Linked DNA regions of Homo sapiens: region 2 is linked to region 1. Evidence: chromatin contacts called from ENCODE Hi-C data. All regions are on one chromosome and are shown on one strand. The core of a region is the stretch at or near the end of the contact, and the rest is flanking DNA. Distances in the headings are between cores, read along the strand shown. Region 1 holds the start of ZFP91-CNTF (ZFP91-CNTF readthrough (NMD candidate)). Region 2 holds the start of MRPL16 (mitochondrial ribosomal protein L16).

Region 1 (7,395 bases), core at 1,583-4,082:
TTCAGAAATTATGGTTATCTGCTTTCCTGCATGGAACGTAAATCCTTAAAAGTAGGGCAGAAGTGGATTCATGCTTGGATTCTCAGGGCCTGGTTTACTCAGTGGTCCCAAAAGCAAACATCTATAGGGTGGTCACAAAGAAGGAAGCCAGGTTTGACACCAGATGTTAAACTGTGTGCATCTCAATTAAGCATAATCCCTGCCTAGATACACTGCCTTATAGCAATTTCTTTGGAAAGTAACACTGAGGTTAACTCTTCACCTTTTTTACCACTGTGATTTATTCACCTTGAATTAAACATTTACAAAAGGCCTACTATAAAAAAGCAATACGTAAGGAACTATAATTATGGCCCTGTGAAATAGATTTTTTCCCCCTTTTTACCAATGGTGAAATAGGTTCATGTAATAGCAACTTGCTAAGATAATTAATTGGTAGCTTTGCTACTTACTATAATTGCAAAGTCTGGGATCTTTCCTCTACAACACCGTAGCCTTCTTTACTTTTTTTAAGACAAGCTCTCTGTCACCCAGGCTGGCGTGCAAAGGTACTATCATAGTTCAGTGTAACCTCCAACTCGAACTCCTGAACTCAAGCGATTTGCCCTTCTCAGCTTCTGGAGTAGCTGGGACCAGAGGTGCATCCCATCACGCCACCAGGTTAGCTTAAAAGCTTTATTTTTATTTTTTATGTAGAGGGTGGTCTCCCTATGTTGCCCAGGCTGGTCTGGAAGTTCTGGGCTCAAGGGATCCTCCCACTTTGGCATCCAAAAGCGCTGGGATTCCGGGGGTGAGCTACCACATCCAGCCCACAGTGGCTTTTTTTTTTTAGGGAATAATTCATTCTCCATTCCACTGTCTGTACATTTTTTTTTGAAAGGAGATTCCTCCTCTGTATTACTTTGAGCATCCATTGGATGTCAGCACTGTTCCTTCCAAAAGTCTGCTCACTACAAACTCAATCTTAAAAAATTTCCATTGACACTATGCCAATCGATTATTACAACTGAAAATGACATTAGCCCTATGAAAATGGAAAATACTCAGTAGAGAATATAAAACATTTGTCTAATATGAAGTGGTATCTGAGTCAAAGTACTGGAAGGAAAAATGTACTTCAGCACTTGTCTACAGTTTAACTGAATGATTAATGTGAAATTTAAAATTGGATCCCCAGATCTTGTTTCCAGCTTCTTTCTTTTGGGACTTTTAGCCCTGGATGCCTTATTTTCCAGGGGTAAAGGATGTTCTTGCAAATCGTTCCTTGATTGTAATGGATGAAAAGAAAAAAGAAATGGGAGAGGCCCACTGCATCACCAACTGCAACGGAAATTCCCTTTGATGAATCAGGAAGACAAATTAATGTCATACGCTAGCGTGCAGAAAAGTAACCTCTGATAAAGTTGCTATTGTATAAACCGCAGAAGCAGATGGCTTCCGGCCGCAGAGCTTAAGAGACCCTTCAGCTTCTCGGTGTAGGTCACCAGTCATGTCACGCTCACAACCCTTTCGCCTCCCTCTAGGTCAGGCACCGCATCCAAGTTAAGCAACCGACGCCGGCTCCTTGGTGTCCCAACAAGGTCTAGTAGAAAAGCAACTTTATAATTCGTTTCACAGATTTGATTAAGAGCCAACTGAGTAGTGGGCCTTGTGCTAGGGCTCCGAGGGCCCAAGGACCCCATGGAACCAGATTTAGTCGCTGACCTCTAGGAGCTCACAGGTGAGTGACTCACACACCGGAAGACGAGATCAATAATGTAGACATGAACGCTGGCTAGCCAGTCCCAGAGGAGGTGTCATCTGACCAAACCAAGGCAAGTCTGGGCAGTTACGCAGACACCCCGAGAAAGGTACGCCAACGCCCAGATAAAAAGTAAGAAAAAGTAGGAAAAACCCTCCCATCAGACCAGCAATTGGCTCGACGCTTGAGCCCGGATGTACGGCACGCGTCGCGACCTAACCCGGAAACACTGCCTCCCGAAAAAAAGGTAAACTCTAGACTGCGGAAAGTAAACTACCTTTCCCGTCGTGACTCAGTTAGAACCTCCCGGCATCCTCTCCACCTCTGGTTTCCCATCTATTTTTCCTAAAGCCTAGGCGAAATAAGACTTCATCTCCCAGAATGCCCTTGGTTAAGTTAACGGTGCGCATGCGCCAAGAGGCGGGCCCTCGTTGCCCCCACAACCCCGCCTCCGTTTTGCCGCCGCCATTTTTTCAGAGACTTTCATCCGGCAACCGACGGGGCTTTTTTTCTTAAAGGAGAAGCGACAGCTCAAAATACTACCCCCTTCTCCGCGCAAGATCTGGCGGCGCTGGGGACAGAAAGGCCAAAGACAGGAAAGTGGGGTAGGGTGGAGGCGGAAGAACGCCCAGGCTACTTCTGCGGCCTAAAGAAGAATAGAAAGAGCCCTTGTGGTATCAGTGGCTCCTCAGGGAGGCAGGTGCGCGCGCAGCCAGTCTAGGGTTTGCGTGAGGCGGGGAAAGAGGTGCGATTTCTTCTCACCCGCCTCCCTCGCGAGACCTGCCCCTCGCACTGCCCCTAGCGCGCGTTGAAGTCTGGAGGGGGGAAAAAGGTCACTTTGGGATTGTCGCGAGACACAGCCGTTTAACGGTGAGAACGGGTGCGCGGGGAAGGAAACCTCGCGCGCTCCCCTTTTAGCCGTTTCCTGATTGGCTGAAGGAAGGGGTGGGGGAGGGAACCTGGGGCGCCGCTGCGTGTAAGACTGCGAGGGGCGGGGTGAGGAGGCTTGTCCTCTTTTCCGATTGGCCCGCTGAGCGTCTGTGGCGCGCGCGCGCGCGCCGCCAGCGGTAGCGGACCTTGAGTGGCAGGGGGTGGGGGGGGCGCCCTCGGAGCCGGGCGGAGGGGAGGGGGGAAAGAGGAGCGCAGGGTGAGAGTGAGCCGCAGGCTTCGGGAGGCGAGGGGGCGGGGGGAGCAGCGCCGAGGCCGCCGCCTCCGCCTCCGCCGCCTAGGACTAGGGGGTGGGGGACGGACAAGCCCCGATGCCGGGGGAGACGGAAGAGCCGAGACCCCCGGAGCAGCAGGACCAGGAAGGGGGAGAGGCGGCCAAGGCGGCTCCGGAGGAGCCCCAACAACGGCCCCCTGAGGCGGTCGCGGCGGCGCCTGCAGGGACCACTAGCAGCCGCGTGCTGAGGGGAGGTCGGGACCGAGGCCGGGCCGCTGCGGCCGCCGCCGCCGCAGCTGTGTCCCGCCGGAGGAAGGCCGAGTATCCCCGCCGGCGGAGGAGCAGCCCCAGCGCCAGGCCTCCCGACGTCCCCGGGCAGCAGCCCCAGGCCGCGAAGTCCCCGTCTCCAGTTCAGGGCAAGAAGAGTCCGCGACTCCTGTGAGTAACAGTCTTTCAGGCGGTGGGAAAGACCCCCCTCTGTCCGTACGCAACCCTCTCGGCTCCCGTAGCGCCTACTCCACGTGACATCCTGCCTGGTCTGCCCCCTGCCGGCTCCGCACGCCAGATGTCACACCGTTTCCCCGGGAGCCTTCGTGCCTCCTCTCTGCGCCACCCTCATCTCGCTCCTGTACCTTCGCTTGTCGGGCCGTTTCCCCACTCCCCGAAATCATCTTTTGATACACCCCTGCACTCGCTAGTGATCCACCTCCTCCCTGACACCCGCAGGCTCATCCCTCTTTCTGGCATCCGCACCCCCTTTGTCACCCTATCCCTTTCCTTTAGGCGGCTCTCCAGTATTACATCACATGCCCTTTAGGGAATACACAGCCCGATCATAGCCTTCAAAAATGATTCCCCCCCGCCTTCGCGTTAGCTCAAGAGCCAGATGTACTAGTGTGTTTATGTAGCTTTTTTTTTTTTTCACTTTTCTAAATTTTTCGCAACCCTTCTCATTCTTTTGAGAAATTTGCCACTTATTATGGTCAGGTTAAAAGCCCACTGCTACGATTTTAAGTATGGAGTCTTTCATATAAAATTATATGAGCATTCTTTAATGTTTGTTTTTACTAAGTAGCATATGTTTTATCTTTGTGTTTCGTGTTTTTAAATGTAGGAACTTCATCCTTGAAATTAGAATCATCTGAGAGGAATTCCTTTATTACCTAGACGTAATAGAGGAAACATGAACAGGTGGCCAGGAGCATTGTCTTAAATTGTTCGTTAAAATAATACTCATGTTAAGAATACTGAAGCACACAAGTTTGTAAATTCTAGAAATTAATCACATTGACTATTCAATTCATGACTGAAAACATCATTAGTGACCTTTGATTTTTGAGTGAAAACAGATTAGTAAAAACAGAGAAAATTGAAGTGAGGGGGAGTCAGTTTTAAGTGTTCCCTTTCTTCCAGTAGAGATAGTGGCAAGGTTTGACTTACACCAGACCTAATAGATTTAAAACTTGAAACAGACTTGGTCCAAAATTAAGAGTTAAGCCTGTGTCTTGGCATGCTTGCCTTAGAAGCCTCTCAGAAAGAGAAATAAAATTCAGAGGTAATCATATTGTGGTATTAGATATGCTTTCAAATTTTTGAATGTCAGCTAAGTTAACATAATTTAGAGAATTTGTTGTAAGAACTGCAGTTCTGTCGACAGCAAAAATCTGTACTTACAGATTCAGCTGCAATTAGACTTCTAATTGCTGTAGATGCATTTCATCTTACAAAAATTTTATAGTTCTATATTGTTTAATCTCATGAATTTGAAAAGATACATGTATATCATTGACCTCATTTGGATATGAATTCCGTGAGCAAATTCCTTAACCTACCCATGCCTTAGTTTCCTTACCTATAGAGGATAATCTCTGCAACGTGAGTTTGTGAGAATTAAATACAGTGTGTAAAGTGCTAGACACAATGCCTGTTGTAAATACTAAGTACAAGTTGCGTTTTTCAGTAATGGTGGGATGGTAGATCCTTGAGTGGTTTGTAGTGAGGTTTTTCATATAAATTATGCAAAATATGATTTTTTCACTCTTTAATATTACTATTCGTAGAGAGGGTAATACTTAAAATATTTTTAAAATTTCCTTTTATTCTCACCTACCCCTTGAAAATTAAATATACCTATATCTCAAGATAAGATAATTATGTCTAAAATGGTACCTGCTGTTTAATTTCTTTTTTTGGAGATGGAGTTTTTGCTCTGTTGCCCAGGCTGGAGCAGTGCCACGATGATCTCTGCACACTGCAACCTCCGCCTCCTGGCTTCAAGCAATTCTCCTGCCTCGTCATCCCAAGCAGCTGGCATTACAGGCGCCCGCCACCAATCCCAGCTAATTTTTGTAATTTTAGTAGAGGTGAGGTTTCACCATATTGGCCGGGTTGGTCTCCAACTCTTGACCTCAGGTGATCCACCCGCCTCAGCCTCCCAAAGTGCTGGGATTACAGGCGTGAGCCACTGCGCCCAGCCTGCTGTTTAATTTTTGAAGGAAAATAAATAATTTTTATCTAAAACAGTAATTTTACCTGCTGTCATGATTTATTTTTGCCCTAACTCTTGGCAACAAAGTACTAGTGACGCTTTAATTCCATATAACTGTTACTGTTGTATATGGATGAAGATGACTTAATTAAATTCCTTCCTTTTTTCTGCACAATGTTCCTTGTGGGGAGGAAGAAATAAGGCTGAATTCTTAGCGCCACCCGCCTCCCATCCAATATCATTAGAAAACAGTAGTGACAATGGCATTCTTCTTTCAGCCCCAAAATTATCTCTTGACTGTGTTTTTGATCAGGTTGTTAAACAAATTTTCGTCATAATAGAGTTTTTGTTACACATTTTTACCTTATTCCATAATCTGGAAATCAGAGGAATGCTAAAGCATTTTAGCTTGGCAAACTTGTTTCATCAGTATCTGGGCCTGGTACTATGCTGAACTAGGTGGTAGAAAGAAAAATGAGACATGGCCCTCATCTTCAAGGACCTTGGGGTGTAAGGCAAAGATGCATTAATTAGTGGAGATATGTCAAATGTGTGTATGGTATACAGATTTTCAGTCATAAAATACATTTTAAGACTTAATTTTTTCTACATAATTTAATCCTTTAAGATATTTCAAGAGGTTTTGAGTCCAAACCCTGGTCTGGTATCTTTGACTTTGAGTCATTTCTGTTTTCCAAATGACATTTTGAAAATTTTAAAAAGGAAGGTTTATTCTGTATTACTTACTTGTTCGCGCTAGTCCTTTTTCCATATCCCAGCATTTCCCTGTATACAATCTTAGTAATCAGCTGTTTAACCTACATTTGATTTTCTTAATTAAAGTGATAGTAAAGTATACCATAGTTTAAAAGGTCAAGAAATAGATAGATTTGGATTGGTTGAAACCTCTGTTCCCATTGGAAGGCAAAATAATAGAGTGGATAAAGCATTGGACTTTAGTCAGAAAGTTTTATGTTCCAGCTTTGTACTGTGCAGTAAGTGGCCTTGAGCAAGTCACTTAACCTCTTCATTTATAATTGCTTCATTTATAATTGATATTTTATGAATTTGCGAGATGACATATTTAGCTTACAGTTTTTATAATCTGATGTTTATAACAACTTCTTTTCACAATGAACTATTTAGGGGTTATTGGGAAGAGGAAATATTTGTGGATGAAGGGGAAATAAAAATTTTTCATTGTGCTCAAGAGAAGCACAGAGTTAAATGCTAGAATCATGATAAATTGAAGCATAGAAAGCTAGTAGGAAAAATAAACCAAATTTGAAGAAAGTTTATGTATCCATACTAAGAGTAAGACTGATCATTTGCTGTATGTTAGCCAGTAAATTACAGTTATTTCAAGTGCACGTTTATATACTGTCTTTAATTTTTGAAGTAAAATCTAGTAGCATTAGTATACTAGTTTTTGCCTATGATTTTTTTCTGATTCATCCATGCGTTCTGCTAGTAGGGAATGAAATTGTCAAATTAAGACTAGGTTAAAATGTATAAGGCTTTTTTTCATTCTTACATGTAATAGCCCTTCATTTATCCTGTGCATTTCAAAACTTAAAACTTTAGGGACAAATACTTTTTAAAAATTCTAACTTCGCTGTTGAGTAACCATATTAGCTAATACTGAGTATTTTTAGATGTCTTCCTTCAGGTTCAGATTAAGGAAAGTAGTTTTATTTTCTAGTATGTGAAATTCCATTTTTGGTATATTTTCTTGCTAAAATTAAAACAGTAATAAACCTTTAGGTGACCTTTCTTGCTGTTTCCCTTTTGAAGGTCATGGATAGTGAGGATGAAGAGGTGGTAATATTCTGAATTGAAAAAACTTACAGTTCTTTGGAGAAGCCTTCAGTTGTACAAGACTGAAATCCTGTGATCAGGATCTTAATCAGTATGATGATAGAAACATTGAACCAACTTTCAAGGTTTTTGGAAAAGTTTGTTATATAATTTTTCAAAAATTTAGCAATTATTTCTGCAGTTTTT
Region 2 (7,395 bases), core at 1,235-3,734, 1.2 Mb after region 1:
AAACCACTAGTTCACTTAATCTTTAAAATAACTTTATAGCCTTGGTATTCTTTCAGGGCTCTCTTTTTAAAAATTTTAAACTTGTCAAAGTTTAACACAGCTATATCAAAGGGCCAAATTAAAAATATACAGCTCAGTGAATTACCAGAAAGTGAACACATGAACACACACCACTATTACCCAGATCAACAAACAGGATATTAGGCAGGTAGTATTTTTAATCTCCATTTTATAGAAGAGGAACCCGAGGGCTAAAAACACTTTATAATCTGGTCTATGCCATCCAGTTCAACAGCAAAGCTACATACCATGTCACAAAAATATATACATATATTTCCCTGCCTCTCTGGATGTTAATGGGGGTAGTGGAAGAATACTATATTGTACATAAAAATATCTAAGTTCTCCAGCTCTGCCACATTCTTGTTGAGAAACTTACAACCTAGGAATCCTTTGATCAATGCTCTTTCTCTCATATATGCAGGGACTTTTCATGCTGAGACCTGCACAGGTCAGTGTGCCAGGTTTTGGTGGGTGGGCAAAACTTCAGGCCAGACATGTGACATCTTCTTTATCATCCTTACTTGACGATTTGGGGAAAAAAGTTAACATACAAATCATTTTTAAAAATTTCTTAAATGAACCAAGTATGGCTTTATAATGGAGACAAATACAAAATAGAAGAGTTTGAGGAAATACCAAATTATTACTATCAGAGTTTCAGAAGCTGCCCCTCAACTTCTATATGTAGCTACAGAGAATCTTAGTAATGCTTTCTTTCACCTACAAGTCAAAATGTACTTTCAAAACGTGGTTTAACAATTCTGTACAGAAGACCCTCAGATGTACAGACCCTATTCATTTTTTTTGAGGGTTCCAGTATATTTCTTTTTTAAAAAGTAAACTAGTTTTACGATATTGTGGCTTAAATTTAACAAATTAAAGCTTTTTCACATATCGTTAGATGACTGCATATATGTAAACTTATTTGGAAAGAACATCAAAAGTTCAGGTTTTTTTTTTCTTTTGAGACAGAGTCTCACTCTGTTGCCCAGGCTGGAGTGCAGTGGCCTCCTGAGTAGCTGGGATTACAGGTGTAAACTACCACGCCCAGCTAATTTTTTGTATTTTTAGTAGAGATGGGGTTTCACCAGGTTGGCAGGCTGGTCTCCAACTCCTGGCCTCAAGTGATCCACCCGCCTCCGCCTCCTAAAGTGCTGTGATTACAGGCGTGAGCCACCATGCCCGCTCAAAAATCCAGATTTCAGGCCAATGACTACTGGCTGAGTGGACCATGGGACACACACCAGTGGGAGGTTTTAGGGGAGCTATCTCATTAGACGCTGCTCCGTAAGAGCAAGGAACTTTTTTGGTTTCCTTTGTCTTTGATTTATTTCTAGTGCTCAGAATATTAGTTGGCAAAACTGTAAGCTCTAAAAACATATTTATTGAAAGAGTGAACGGGGATGGGAAACACGAGAACATTCCTATGTCATCTCCCACCCGCTCCTGGTTTCCATCAGAGAAAAGATTTACGAACAGGAGAAAGACAAGCTCTCACCTTCAAAACTTGGTACTGGGAGCAGTGTCTTTACGCCAGCACTGGCGGGGAGGAGTGCCCAGGAATCTACAAAGACAAATCAAGTTAAACGACGAAGGTAACAGGCCGGGACCCCGATACAACCTGGGCCAAAGGTACTACTTCTTATTTTTATTTATTTTATTTTTTTGAGACGGAGTCTTACTCTGTCGCCCAGGATCCAGTGCAGTGGCGCGATCTCGGCTCACTGCAACCTCCGCCTCCCGGGTTCAAGAGATTCTCCTGCCTCAGCCTCCGGACTAGCTGGGATTACAGTCGCCCACCACCACGCCCAGCTAATTTTTTTTGTATTTTCAGTAGAGACAGGGTTTCACCATGTTGGCCAGGCTGGTTTCAAACTACTGACCTCAAGTGATTCGCCCGCCTCGGCCTCCCAAAGTGCTGCTATTAAAGGCGTGAGCCACCGCGCCCGCCCAAAAGTACTTCCGCCGGAGGAGTCTTGAGGTGTGGGATGCGGATTCCACTAAATGGACTCAAAGGCTCAGGCTCCGCAAAAGGCCAGCCGGGATCTCTGGGCGCCGACTCCCAGACGCAGCTGTGACCCTCTTGCACGAACCCCTACGGTGGAGGTCGGCGGTGCGATAGCGTAGTTCCTAACCAGTGCTTCACCAAGCATATGCAGAGCCGCCTTTTGGGTTAGGGAGAAAAAGCACTGGAGGGTGGGGGAGGAAGAGGGGTAAAGTCTTTAGGAACCAAAAGGGACTTCTGACCTGACAAGGGCACCCGCAGGAGCGGCGCACTAGCGCGAGCCAGCAGCCTCCACATGGTCACGGGCGTCCGGCGGCGCGGAGCTCCCCCAGCGACTCCGGCTGTCTCCTGCACCCAGGTAAGCAGCGGCGCTCCACTACCTAGCTGTAATCGGCTCAGGACACCGCTCAGTGGGGCCGGAAGTTGTGTTCACTCGGGTCCACTCCGCAGAGTCCCGACGGAAGCGAAAGAAACTCGAGCGACGGGGGTTGAGTTCCGGGGGAGGTTGAGTTCCTGCGGTCAAAGGCGCCGTCCGCCCAGCCACGCCCAGGGGCCCTGTTGGCTCTCTAGGGTTCTCCTTCCAATCTCCAGTCTTTCCCCAGAAGAAGAGGGCGGCGGGGCGGGGAGTCTTTTGTTTTATTTATTTATTTTTCTGCGGAGTACAACTGTTAGTGCCTGCCGGTTGCTTAGCAAGGTGGTCCCTTACGATTCACAGCCTTTGAGATGATTTTCTAGGGGACCCCTCAAAGACATTAGGAGAATACCAGATTTAGCAATGGTTTAACATGTATAGGGCAATTGCAATGTGTCATTGAGTACCTCATTCGTTAGTCCTGCCAACGAATCTGTGAGATAAGTCATTATACTTATTTTGCAGATTCCATCCTGAGGGTGAAATAATTTAACTTGTTCTGGGTCATACAACAGGAAAACAGTACCATCAGAATTTGAGCACAGTCTGTGATTCCAGAGATCTCAGTGAATGAACAATATTGTTGATGAAAAGAGTGAAATTCTGTAAGATATTGGAAGAGATTTATTCTGAGCCAAATATGAGCAACCATGGCCTGTGACACAGCCCTCAGGGGGTCCTGAGAACATGTGCCCAAGGTGGTAGAAGTGCAGCTTGGCTTTATACATATTAGAGGGGCATGAGACATCAATCAAATGCATTTAAGAAATACATTGGTTTGGTTCAGAAAGGCGGGACAAGTCAAGGTGGGCTTCTAGGCTATAGGTAAATGTAAACATTTTCTGGTTGACAATTGGTTGAGTTTGTCCAAAGACCTGGGATGGATAGAAAGGAATGTTCAGGTTAAACATAAATGATTGTAGAGACCAAGTTTTATTATGCAGAGGAAGCTCTTAGATAGCAGACTTTAGAGAAAGACTGTTGTAAATTGTTTTTTTATCTGACTTAAAGGGTGCCTGGAGGCCGGGCGCAGTGGTTCACGCCTGTAATCCCAGCACTTTGGGAGGCCAAAGCGGGCAGATTACCTGAGGTCAGGAGTTCAAGACCAGCCTGACCAACATGGTGAAACCCCGTCTCCACTAAAAATACAAAAAATTAGCTGGACGTGGTGGCGGGTGCCTGTAATCCCAGCTACTCGGGAAGCTGAGGCAGGAGAATCACTTGAACCTAGGAGGCGGAGGTTGCAGTGAGCCGAGATCACGCCACTGCACTCCAGACTCCAGACTGGGCAAGACAGAGAAAAAAAAATATGCCTGGCTCTTAGTTGATTGTCTCCTGGATCTGGGAAGGAAGGAAGGAAAACAAAGGGGAAAGAGAATACCTATAGAAATGGATTTTTCCCGCAAGAGACTTTGCAGGGCAATTTCAAGATATGGCAAAGAAATATATTTTGGGGTTAAATATTTTTTTCTTTGTCTCATAATGTTATGCCAGAGTCATGTTGAAAAGTAAGTCACAATATATAGGGTAAAATAAAACCTATATGATGAGAATTTATGGTTTGTAGGGCATGATTCCCTTAGGTAGGAATTTGGGCAAGATAAAAAATCAGAGCTTAGTCCTCAAGTTGAATATTGTGCAATATTGTTTTGAGTGAAAAATGAAGTGGCACTAAAATCACGGTTTGATTGGTCTCTAAGTCTTTTGGTACCCCAAAACTTCTACCTTATTGTTTATTTCAAAAGAGCCAAAAAGTGCAATCTACGGATCCAGTGCAATCCCTATCAAAATTCCAATGCCATTTTTCACAGAAATAGGAAAAACAACCCTTAAATTCATTTGGAACCACAAAAGACCCTGAATAGCCCAGACAATCTGGAACAAAAAGAACAAAGCTGGAGGCATCACACTCCCTGACTTCAAAACATAAGTTGATTGTAATCGAAACAGCACGGTATGGCAGAGAAATAGACACACTGACCAAATGAATAGGATAGAGAGCCCAGAAATAAACACACACATTTATACTTCATTGATTTGTTTTTTTTTTTCTTGAGACATAGTCTCACTCTGTCGCCCAGGCTGGAGTACAGTGGTGCGATCTCGGCTCACTGCCACTTCCGCCTGCTGGGTTCAAGCGATTCTTCCGCCTCAGCCTCTCTAGTAACTGGGTGTTACTAGATTCTTCCGCCTCAGCCTCTCTAGTACAGGGGTGTGCCACCACGCCTGGCTAATTTTTTCTATTTTTAGTAGAGAAGGGGTTTTGCCATGTTGGCCAGGCTAGTCTCAAACTCCTCAGGTGATCCACCCACCTTGGCCTCCCACAGTGCTGGGACTACGGGCATGAGCCACGACGCCTGGCGCAGTCCATTGATTTTTGGCAAAGGTGCCAAGAAAACATAATGGGGGAATGATAGTCTCTTCAACAAATGACGTTGGGAAAACCGGGTATTCACTTGCAGATTGAAATTGGACCCTTGTCTCATACCACATACAACTTAAAATAGGTTAAAGATTTAAATATAAGACCTGAAAGTGTAAAACTGTCAGAGGCATTTGAACCAGAGTGACTCCATCTGGAATAAAGGCTGGGTAAAATGAGGCTGAGGTCTACTAGGCTGCATTGCCAGGAGATTAGGCATTCCTAGTCACAGGATATTTATGGTTAAGGGAACAGTTAATAATGTTTACCAGGGCCAGGCTTGGTGGTGCATGCCCATAGTCCCAGCTACTTGGGAGGCTGAGGTGGGAGGATAGTTTCAGCCAGGGAGGCAGAGGTTGCAGTGAGCTGTGATAGCACAACTGCACTACAGCCTGGGCAACAAAGCAAGACCCCACCTCAAAAAAACAAAATGATGTTTACTGAACAGGCTCAGGACTTAACAGACCCAGGAAATGTCTTGATGTCCCAATATCTTAATAACAAAAGCATTCTTAGTGTAAGGATAAGTTTCACAGATGGATGTGGTGGCTCACGCCTGTAATCCCAGCACTTTGGGAGGCCGAGGACGGTGGATCACCTGAGGACGGGAGTTCGAGACCAGCCTGGCCAACATGGTGAAACCCTGTCTCTATTAAAAAATACAAAAATTAGCTGGGCGTGATGGTGGGTACCTGTAATCCTAGCTACTCAGGAGGCTGAGGCAGGAGAATCACTTGAATTAGGAGGTGGATGTTGCAGTGAGCTGAGATCGTGCCATTGTACTCCAGCCTGGGTGACAAGAGCGAAACTCCGTCTCACAAAAAAAAAAAAAAAAAAAAAAAAAAGAATAAGTTTCACTTTCAATTTAATAATATAGATGCTTGCAAAAGACAGTAGTTACACAAAGATTAACAATCCTTTGTCACAAGCACTTGTAGTAGAACACATCCTCCCCTGATTTTTTTTGCTTTGTTATCTTGTATATAAACGAGTATTATACCAAAGGCAGATGTGTTTCTCCTCTTGCTTTTGGGAGTGCTCTGTCTATGGAGTAGCTATTCTTTCTTTTTTATTTACATTCTTAATAAACTTACTTTCACTTTGCTCTGTGGACTCACCCCCAAATTCTTTCTTGCACAAGATCCAAAAACCCTCTCTTGAGATCTGGATTGAGACACTTTCCTGTAACAAAACTACTAGAAGAAACTGTGAACCCTGAAAATCTAAGACAGGTCTCAGTTAATTTAGAAAGTTTTTTTAAACAAGGTTGAGGATGTGTGCCCATGACACAGCCTCAGGAGGTCCCGATGACATGTGCCCAAGGTGGTTAGAGCACAGTTTGATTTTATACACTTTAGTGGGAGATGAGACATCAGTCAACATATGTAAGATAAACATTGGTTTGGTCTGGAAAGGCTGTACAACTCAAAATGGGGAGGGGACTTCCAGGTCATAGGTAGATAAGAGACAAATGGTTGCATTCTTTTGAGTTTCTGACTAGCCTCTCCAAAGGAGACAATCAGATATGTATTTATCCCAGTGAGGAAAGAGGTGACTTTGAATAGAATGGGAGGCAGATTGGCCCTAAGCAGTTCCCAGCTTGACTTTTCCGTTTAGGTTAGTGATTTGGGGGTTCCAAGATTTATTTTTCTTTCACATTTTCCCCCTTTTCTTTTATTAAAATGTTTTGGAGAGATCATTTTATGAGGTTTGACAATGTGATGCTTTTATGGTGCACTTAAAAAAATTTTTTTAATGAACACATATCTTAGTGTCTAAACCACGCTGTTCCTTAAAAACAGAGTAAGCTCTGTTGCAGTTAACTATTTTAGTCAAAAAAACCAAAACAAAACAGGTAACACAATACAAAAGCAAACAGTTTAAGAGCTGAGATGAACTTGTCTGTTTACGTTCTTGGGGTCCCATAAGAAAAACAGGTTTCTCCCCCAAAGGGAGTCTGGCACTTTCTCAGTTTTCTTTAAGGAACCCCAGGCTATTATTAAACTATTTTAGGTCCCCTATGCAGCAGAGGGGGCAAGATAAAGGAGAGACAGAAGTAAATGAAGAAACCAGAATTCAGTCAACTGAGTGGGAAAAAACTTTTGCTCAAAAAAAGACAGGGTCCTAGGAGAAAAACAAAACAAAAATGTGAGGGCCTTTTAAATACAAACACATCCACCTGCACACATACATATACACATCTTGGATGTTAGCTTCTAATTAGGGTGACTTTTAACCATTGAGCTCCTTTTAAAATAGATGTTTTTAAATCTTATTACTGTATTTCTGTTCTTTCAGAAGTACAGCCATTGCTCTTTCAGTTTGGCTTGGCTAGCAAAAGGGTGGCCTTGTTATGTAAATAAAGCTCCTTAAGTAGTCAAAATAAAAAATCTTTTCTTTTTTTTTTTTTTTATGGGAATTTAGCCACTTCAGAGGCCTCGTTCCCCATAATTTGGAACATTCCCTTGGATTTGATCAAGTTGGATAGAATTG

What was found. A loop is a pair of places that touch in the nucleus more often than their neighbours do. Pooled maps may share reads with other maps.
Region 2: a loop to region 1 is called in a map of CD8-positive, alpha-beta T cell, with 13 times the contacts of the local background. The contact joins the promoter of MRPL16 here to the promoter of ZFP91-CNTF in region 1. A Hi-C loop is called at or near these places in 1 of 168 maps with a recorded cell type or tissue (CD8-positive, alpha-beta T cell), 2 of 37 single-sample maps with no recorded cell type and 9 of 50 pooled maps.

Annotation. Positions count from the first base shown.
Region 1 is chr11:58,576,282-58,583,676 of GRCh38, forward strand. It overlaps ZFP91-CNTF (ZFP91-CNTF readthrough (NMD candidate)), which reads left to right and starts at 2,833. Exons shown (of 13, transcript NR_024091.1): 1 at 2,833-3,341. It overlaps ZFP91 (ZFP91 zinc finger protein, atypical E3 ubiquitin ligase), which reads left to right and starts at 2,782. Exons shown (of 11, transcript NM_053023.5): 1 at 2,782-3,341. The coding sequence starts at 3,001. It also overlaps a transcript of LPXN not described here. RefSeq lists enhancers at 1,536-1,615, 1,636-2,155, 1,774-2,466, 2,186-2,415, 3,160-3,851 and 1 more and a silencer at 2,836-3,255.
Region 2 is chr11:59,808,294-59,815,688 of GRCh38, forward strand. MRPL16 (mitochondrial ribosomal protein L16) reads right to left here and starts at 2,485. Exons shown (of 4, transcript NM_017840.4): 1 at 2,311-2,485; 2 at 1,562-1,627. The coding sequence starts at 2,365. RefSeq lists an enhancer at 2,479-2,698.